Linked DNA regions of Homo sapiens: region 1 is linked to region 2. A link is a loop called in an ENCODE intact Hi-C map of the cell type or tissue named here. Cell type or tissue: sigmoid colon. All regions are shown on one strand. Each heading gives the region's core, and the rest is flanking DNA. Links, peaks and the distances in the headings are about the cores only.

Evidence for each region. Hi-C counts contacts between places; a loop is a spot of excess contacts. Peaks named below come from ENCODE experiments on the same cell type or tissue, not always from the same donor. Only the 100,000 strongest peaks of a DNase experiment are listed, where the experiment ranks them.
Region 1: a loop joins it to region 2, with 2.5 times the contacts of the local background. A loop is called at or near these places in 1 of 110 quality-filtered maps.

Annotation. Positions count from the first base shown.
Region 1 is chr5:147,785,530-147,789,934 of GRCh38, forward strand. No RefSeq gene overlaps it. Among named protein-coding and RNA genes, the nearest start is that of JAKMIP2, 5.0 kb to the left of the region's middle. In sigmoid colon, for the core only: no CTCF peak of the experiment used is centred there; no DNase peak of the experiment used is centred there.
Region 2 is chr5:147,686,815-147,691,219 of GRCh38, forward strand. All of the region lies in intron 1 of JAKMIP2 (janus kinase and microtubule interacting protein 2), which reads right to left. Among named protein-coding and RNA genes, the nearest start is that of JAKMIP2, 94 kb to the right of the region's middle. In sigmoid colon, for the core only: no CTCF peak of the experiment used is centred there; DNase peaks (open chromatin) are centred at 2,327 and 2,857.

The DNA.
Region 1 (4,405 bases), core at 307-4,306, 99 kb after region 2:
CAATAAATATTTGTTGAAGAATAGACCAGTAAATAAATAAAAGAATAACTATCTGCATTGAATCATGGCTCTGTAATTTATATATATATAAAAAAATAAAATAATACATATAGTATCATTTGTTCAGATATATTGTTGATATTTCTCATAATTACTTAGATAATTATACTAATTACCTCATCTAGCACACATGCATATTAACGTAATGTTTATCTGACACAGATTTTAAAAATACACAGTTATGAAAGTAAACATGTTTGCTCACGTATGTTCGAAGTCATCTAACATGTCCTCAGTGGGTAGGCATGGTGTTCTTTGGGAAACCCTGATTTTCTTCTAAGAGCTTCTTGGCCAATAGTACTAATTATGACCAAACTGTCTGCCTCTCCTGGGACTTTTACAACTTTGACTTCTGAATTCTGTGGGATGTCTGAAAAAGTACAGGGTATGGGTCTTGGCTCCAAAAGTGGCATTAAAATTTCAGGAGATACCACAGCATAATGGGAGGAAGCTGCAAAGTGTGGGCTCTGGAGACAGACTACCTGGATTGGGTCCAGGCTTTACCATTTCTTTTCTGAGTGACCTTGGACAAGTTGCTTTATTCCTCTGTGGCTCAGTTTCTTTATCTGTGTGACATGATAGCAGTACCTACCCCACTGAATTATTGTTCTGAGGGATTTGTTTGCACCTTGAAACATCATTTATTATCTCATAGTGTTTGTGGGGCAGAAATCTGGGAGTGGCTTAGCTCAGAGCTTCTGGCTCAAAGCCTCTCATGAGGTTGTAGTTTAACAGTTGGCTGTGGTTGCCATCTCATATGAAGGCTTGGCTGAGTTAAGTGAGTCCAAACTCACTCCTAGGGTTGTTGGAAGTCTTTGGTCCCATTGAGTCGTTTTTGAAGTTTTTGTGTGCAAAATGTTAAGGAGTACCTGGCACGTAATAAATGACAAGTCATATCAATATGGTTATAAACACAATTTTATTAACTATGGTTATGCCTAGCACATTTTTCTGGATGTTTCCAAAGCACTCAGATCACTTGGGGTTATTCTACAAGCTTGCTGTTAATGGCTGCAGACCAGCTGTCAACAGATAATGAGGAATTCTGGAGACGCTTATGTCACACTTAGTCAAAAGCCTGATTTCCCCCAAAAAGGGGGCAAAAACAAAGGCATTCATAAGTGACTGTTGTTTATCCCCTGCCTCCTTTATAAAGGATTATTAATATAGTATACATTTATATTAATATAGTAATACATTTACAGAGAACATTAAATGTAAGCAGTAAGGGTCTTCTTGAGTTTGCTAAGAATAAAGGATCTCATTCTGACCTCACTGTATGTCCTTTATCAATAGTATCAGTAAGCAAATATATTAGAAGAACTCTGCTATGAACTCTACACTCTTATGGCCAATGATCTTACAGATGACTCCTTGCATAACAAGTAGACACTTCTGTGTTTGCTCAGTCCATTTCCTCTTGAGGTTCCTTTGTTGCCTCAATTCTTCAACCTTTAAAATGTATCCATCAACTCCTTCAGGGGATCTTCACTGATACCAGGGTTAGCATTGTACTGTGACACATCCTAACTACACTTAACACGGTGAATGGTAAATATTCTTTCCTTTGTCTTTCTTATTTTAGTGCAAGCCTTTGAGGTCAAGGTTAAAGTTCATCCATTCATTTAATGTTACTTAATCTAAGAAATGTTTATTGCTAGTTTCTATTGTGTGCTGTTACTAGGTACCAGAGATGTAGCTGTGAGTCAGGTAGCATGAGAACTCCCCTCATGGAGCTTATAGTCTAAGAGGAAAGAGAGATTACATAATTACTTAAAATAAATTATGTTGAGCACTACAATAGAGAAAATCAGGCAGCTCTGACAGCAGATAAAAGAAAAGTATAATGTAGTTTGGAATCCCAGGGAAGATATTACTGGAGAGATTGTGGGGTGAAATGGAAGCAGGTGATATGGAATACGCATGTAGGTCCTGATATATGAAAGAATATGGCATGCTGCTTAAATGTTGTTTAATCCTAATACCTAGCACAGAACATGGCACCCATTATGTGCCACCTACATGTTTGTCAAAATAATCTGGCTTCTCCATCTCCCAACACACGTAAACACAGAACTTCTTTCTTCCATTTTTCTTCTGTTAATTTACTAAGGGGATTAGGGCTTGTCAATAGCTATGGAGCTGACAAGCTGTATGAGATAAGAATGAATGAAAACAGGCTGAAGGATTAATTCTTCTAACAGTAGAAAAAGAGGTATGATGCTCACAGTAACTACTGCTGCATTACAGATTTATTAAGTAAGATTTACATGATAATACAAACTTTTGCTCTGAGGCTGAAATGAGAAGCAGTTTTTCCCTTTCAGGTCCTGGACAGTTGTATATTACCATGGGAGATAACACATGGGCTTAGGTTACAAAAAAATCAGGGACACCAAAGAAATGAGAAAACTTCTGTTTCAATGACCTTTTCCAAGATTTTACAATCAGAAATTCTACAAATAAAAGCCAGTTTAATTTCAGTGTATGTATAAGTTTTATTGTAACTTTAGTTTTTATTTTTAGTCATTTATGGGAAGCACCATAATTTTCATAATTTTTACAATGCTTAAGGACTCAAAATGTCTTATTACATCACTGGGAGTAGAGAACATGAGCCAGAGAGTACAATAAACACATCATTGCACAGAGAAAAAACAGACATAGCTTTTCCCCTGTGGAGCTCAGAGTCAAATGTGTGGGATAGCCAAAGAACAAAAATCAAATCACTAAAATAGTAGCAAATTTTCACAAGTACTATGAAGCAAGGAAAGAAAGGATGAAGAAGGACTGAGGGTAGGGAAAATGAGAGTGACTCACTGAGGAGTGACATTCAAACTGAGAAATGACATTTGAATTATGCCAATCACGTAAGAGCTGAGAAAAGAGAGTTTCATGTGGATGGATGAGCTCTGAAGAGAAAGTTAGGAATGAGAAATACTTTTGAAGGCTGAAATATGGGAGCAAGGGTGAAATTGGCATGAGGGGAAGTTTGGAAGGTGGGCAGGGGTCAAATCATTCAGCACCTTGTAGCCCACTGTAAGTTAATTGGAGTTTCTTAATTGCAATGAATAGCCATTGCAGAATTTAAATTTGGTTTAAAGCATTGTGGAATGAACTGGTGGTGGGTGAAAGTGGATGCAGTTAGCATGCTACAATAATCTAGGCCAGAGATGATACCTGTTAGATTAGGGTGGATATGGAGAAAATTGGACTGTTTCAAATGCATTTTAGAGGTAGAATTCTGGGGATTGCTGAGGGATTGGCTGTTAAGGTTGAGGGAGAGGGAGGTGTCAAGGATTACTTCTAAGTAGACAACTAACTTCTTTCATTTGGAAGGATACGCTGTCAAGGTTCAGTTATTACCTTCTGTAATGAGTAAAGGCCTCAGAGCACTGGCTCTGGGAAAATGTGGGGAAACTTAAGGGTGTTCTAAATGCTCAACTTGTGGGACTCCTTTTTGTGCCTCCCCAGGTTTAGTGCTTTTGAGAATCAGGCATGAACAATTTGTCAGTGGATCAGGCAAACCATCACTGAGCTTATGCTACTGCAATGAAAGCAACTTGGCTAAAAAGGGCAGGTGAGGCCCTGGATTTTCGTTCAGAAAATTCCCAAGGACCTTAGAAGTGGGTTGCCATAGGAAACGGCCTTCCTCTATCCACTCAGAATGCATTTTCTCCCACAGCTAGCTTGGCCTCTTCCTCGATCACACTCCTGATCCTGTTACCTTCTAACCATGAGACCTCGTAACTATATCTTCTGTGCCTCATTGTCCTCATCTATGAGGCCAGGATAATAATTGCCTTTGCTATTAAGCGGAGATGTAAATGAACTATGTTTGTAAAGACCTGAGCACAAGTCTGGCATGTAGAAGGGTCTCTTTAGTGCCAGCTATTCTATTACATAATGCCCTTCCCTGGATCTGAATATTTCTTATGAAAGCCTTGAGGGCCTTAGTCTTTTCCTTCAGGACCCCAGGTGTTCGAACATTTTTCTTAATACCTCCCACCTCAAGACCCCCAAATAATCTTTTAGGTACCTCAAACAGCTAAGTACTTATTTTCCTTTGAAAGACATGCCAGGTACAGAGAGACTGATGGACAAAAGGGTTGCCGGAATGTGGCATTTACAGATTTCATGATCTGTCTCACATGTTTATGAGCCAGCTTTCTGGCTGATAAACTCATATCCTGTATTTACATTTTATTACTATTTGATTTCTTTCTTACAGTTGATCCAAAGTGTGAAATTGGGAGCCTGGAGCTTGCCAACACTTCCATGTTAGAAAAAATGTACAATGAAAGAGTTTGAGTTTTGTGTTTTGTGTTTTGTGTGGTTTTTTGTT
Region 2 (4,405 bases), core at 224-4,223:
AATTTATATTTGAGAAACACATTTTCCTCCCAGCATTTTCTTTATTACCTGGCACATGAAACTAGGAATTATAATTTCTCATTTTAAGTTTTAAGCTATTTCTATAGACAACTTATTAGGAAAAACAAATCTCCAGGGCTCATAATTTTTTCTTATATATCTTAAAATCTCAGAAGATTCTGGGAGCCATTGTTTTCTTTTTGTATAGTAAGCAATCTTTGATATTCCAAAGCCCTGGAGTCCTGGCCTATAATATTCTAGATCATCATAGCACTTGTAAAGATAATTACTGTTCTTCATCCACTTACTCACCTCCTACTGTGACAGATGAATACTACTACTACTACTGCTAATCATCATCATAATTGTCATTATTGACCATTTACTACTGCTGGTCACTGTGCAAATCTATTTACATGCATTATCTTTTTAATGCTCTGAGGTGAGTGTTAAAAGTCATCTTCCAGCCTTGAACGTATGATTTATGAATCCTCTCTACAACTCTTCCCCACTGGGAGAGACCAACATGTAAATAATGAACTGCAGGCCTGAAGATGTAATGAGTGCTGAAACAGAGAAGCAAACGAGGCACTACTGGTACTCAGAGGAGGAGCTCCAACTCCCTGGGAAAGACAGAGAGTGTGTCTAACAGAAGGGATGGCTAAACTGAGTCTTGAAAGATGAGAGAGGATTTGCCCTGTGGTCCTGGCAATAAAGAAGAATTGAGTAAATATTATGTAAGAAAATTTGGTAAGAATTATGGATGTATCAAGACTATTGATTAGCTTGGAGTTGCAGGTAACATGCAGAAGGAGGAGAGAATTTAGAAAGGGCTCATTTTTATATCTGATATTAAAACTGGTCTATTCTTACCCTTCACACGACAGGTAAAACATTTAATTTGGGAGAAGACAATTCTATTTTCTCAACTGCAGAATGGAAATAAGCTATTTAATAATAACTCTATTGCAATCTTTCTACATGCCAAGCACAGTATTTACCACTGTACATGTATTAACTCATTAAAACAAATTCATGAAGTAGGTATCATTTTGCAGTTACATAAAACACAAAATGAAGACTTTTAAATTTGCCCAATGTCATGCAACTTGTATGCGTAGGACCCATTCATTGACTCAGTTAATGTTTTTTGAGAGCCTTTGATGTGTCTGACAAAATTTAAAATCACTTCAGCCTGATTCCAAAACATTTGTTTTAACCGCTGCATGGTCCTTGTCTTTCTCTTAGGACCAGAAACACAACACTCTTTTTCATATCTATTATTGCCTTTAGAACTCTCAGATGACTTACAAAGAAGTCCTGTTCTATAGAAGTCAAAGTGTAAGGCCACTAAACACATTTGCTGTCCAGAGCATTATGAAGATTTAACACAAGGCTATGTATCATTCATTGTCATAATGTTCTGAGCACTGATTGAATTAATCGCTTAGGGCTTTTCACTTAGAAATCCCATTTTTTAGGGTGGTTATAAACTAGCAGTTAATATTTTTCCTATGTGAAATAGGGTTCAGGCAAGGGAGTGCTTTAATCCTGCAAAACCGTATGCACAACATAGCTATTGCATTGTAAAATGATCACATGAGATAGATAATTAAATAAAAGGGGATTTGGTGCCTAGATCTAGGGTTGTGGTTGAAAAACTTCTTATGATGTTGCACTGGTTGCTTCATAGAGTCTGATTAAATGCAACTAATAATAATAAATAATAGTCATTAATATTTCCCTTTTAATCATTCACATAACAGAGACTTAGTGAAGATAAATAATTGACCTTCTGCTCAGTGTTGGTAAGCAATGGAGATAGGATTTAATCTAAGCTGTTAGACTCTAGGGCCCATTCTCTCAACCGCATCACTATAGTCCCACCCTTAAAGGATGGTGGCAAAAGATACATGGAATAAGGCCGGTAAAGCGTTTCACATGGTATGTGTCAAATAAGTGCTCTGTTCTAAAATCAGCTTCTTCAACAAATATGTATTGAATGCTGCATAGCTGCCAAGCACTGTACTTGGTATGGAAGATACAGCAGTGAATAAATAAAACAGACATACATCGTTGGCTCATGGAGCTGCTATGTTAGTTGGAGACCCACATAATAAGCATGCTAAGTAAATATACTGTGCTAGATTATAATAATAATGTGTTATGGGAAAAAATAATACAGAACAGAGGTCGACAGGAAGGATCCAGGTGGTGTTGTGATTTTAGATCTGAGAAAGCCTAAGTAGTTGCTATTTGATTAAAGGCTGATGCCTGGGGGGGAAAGCGTGCCAGGGTAGTGAGGAAATAGTACAAGAGCTCCACAGTGAGCACAGACGTCCAAGTTCCAGGAACTTCAGGGAGCCGGGGAGGCTGGAGGAATGAGTGAGCTAGGACAGCAGCCAAAGAGAGGGCAGACAGTAATGGGAGGGCAGTGTGTGCAGACCATGCTGTGCTTTTTAGGCCATTTTGCATTGATTTAAGCTTTTACTCAGAGTGGGTAGGAAGCCACAGGAGGAGTTGAGAGGGGCAGTGCCCTGATCTGACTTAGCTTTTAACATTTTACTCTGACTGCTCTAGTAAAAGGAGAAGACTGAGCATAAGGGTGGAATTAAGCGGACTGGTTTGGAGGTCACTGCAAAAATCCAGCTTGGAGATGGTAGCGGCTTAGAGAGTGGAAGCAAGGGAGGTGGTGATAGGACTAGATGCAAGCTGATGGTAATCCTTTTTGGGTGGATGTTTCATCAGAATCATGGGATCAGTAAGTTGAGCTGAGATGCAGAGCCACGTTGATCTGATGATGTATTAAACAGTACACGTTACTGTTTGTTCCTAAAATGTATAAAGCTCTCACTCTAAGCAGGGCATTGTGCCAGGCACTGCAGCTAAAACACTCTGAGGGTGTCCATGCCCTCAGAGAGCTGTCCTCCTATTAAGAGGATAATAGTTACACCATAACTATATGTGGCTGCAGAATATGGCTATAGCACATTTGTTCAATGAATATTCACTGCATACACAGTTTTAGGGGCTGGAGATAGAGCTGAGGATAGAATAAACAAACATCCTTGCTTTCCTGGAGTTTATACTCTAGCAGAGTGAAACAAAAATCAGCAAGATAACTATGTAAGTTACATAGTATGTTAAAAGGTAATAATGAGAGACTTCATGACGATCTAGCCCACACCTGTGCAACACTGTCATAGTGAAAAATTAGAAACAATGCACTGTCCATGTAAAGGGGAACAGCTTGGGCTGGACACAGTGGCTCACACCAGTAATCCCAGCATTTTTGGAGGCTGAGGCGAGGGGATCGCTTGAGACCACAGGTTTGAGACCAGCCTAGGCAACATTGTGAAACCCTGTTTCCACAAACAAACAAACAAACAAAAATTGTTAGGCATGGTGTTTGGGAGGCTAAGGTGGTAGAATCACTTGAGCCCAGAAGGTTGAGGGTGCAGTGAGCTATTATGGCACCACTGCACTCCAGCCTGGGTGACAGATTGAGACCCTGTCCCTAAAAAAAGCTTAAAAAACAAAAATAAAAAAGGGACCAGCATAATAAAGTGGTATGTCCAGTCTATAAATTACTATGCAATAGTTTAAAAACACATAGGAAGATCTACATGAACCAATGAGGCTAGTTGCACCTCAAAACATTTAAAGAGCAAGATGACGAATGAAGTCCAAAGTATAATGTCATTCATGTAAAAAACTAAAGAGATTATATATATATATATATATATATATATATATATATATATATATATGCACATATGCACACACATCTATGTGGACCTATAGGTACATACATGCATAAAAACATTTTGGAAAGATATATGAGGTAACAGGGTCCATCTCACTGAGGGATCAAAAAGTCTTCCTGGATGCCTCACATGGTTCATTGCAAACCCTCTGGGGAATGTGTCTCAGGTGAGTGTGTAGCTCCTTCTCCAGTGCTTCGTGGCTATTGCATGACGCATACTGTGTGGCCCTCTGCTGGATAAACCTAACCTTGACCACAACTCTGACAAATTATATACCTGGATCTGTTGCTGGAAATGCTGAGACCCTTTGGGTACACAGGATGGGTCCTGGGAGAAAATGGGATTTCTCCTCTCTCCCTTGTCTCCAACACCTTCCTGGGGGTAGGTGCCTGAAGCTCTATTCTGGTCTCCTTTTCCTCATGGGTTATCTCACCCACTCATTCAGCCTTCTCAAGATTGGTTAATGTGACGGACTACTCCAGTCAAAGTGCTAGCAGATAGGGAGGTTGGTATTTTAAAACTCTCTCATCCCCCAGATACATGAGTTTTATTTTAAAAGTGGGATAGGAGACACAAGCATTGCATAAGATTGTATATGAGAAAACACTGTTACCCATAAACCACTGTAAACATATTCC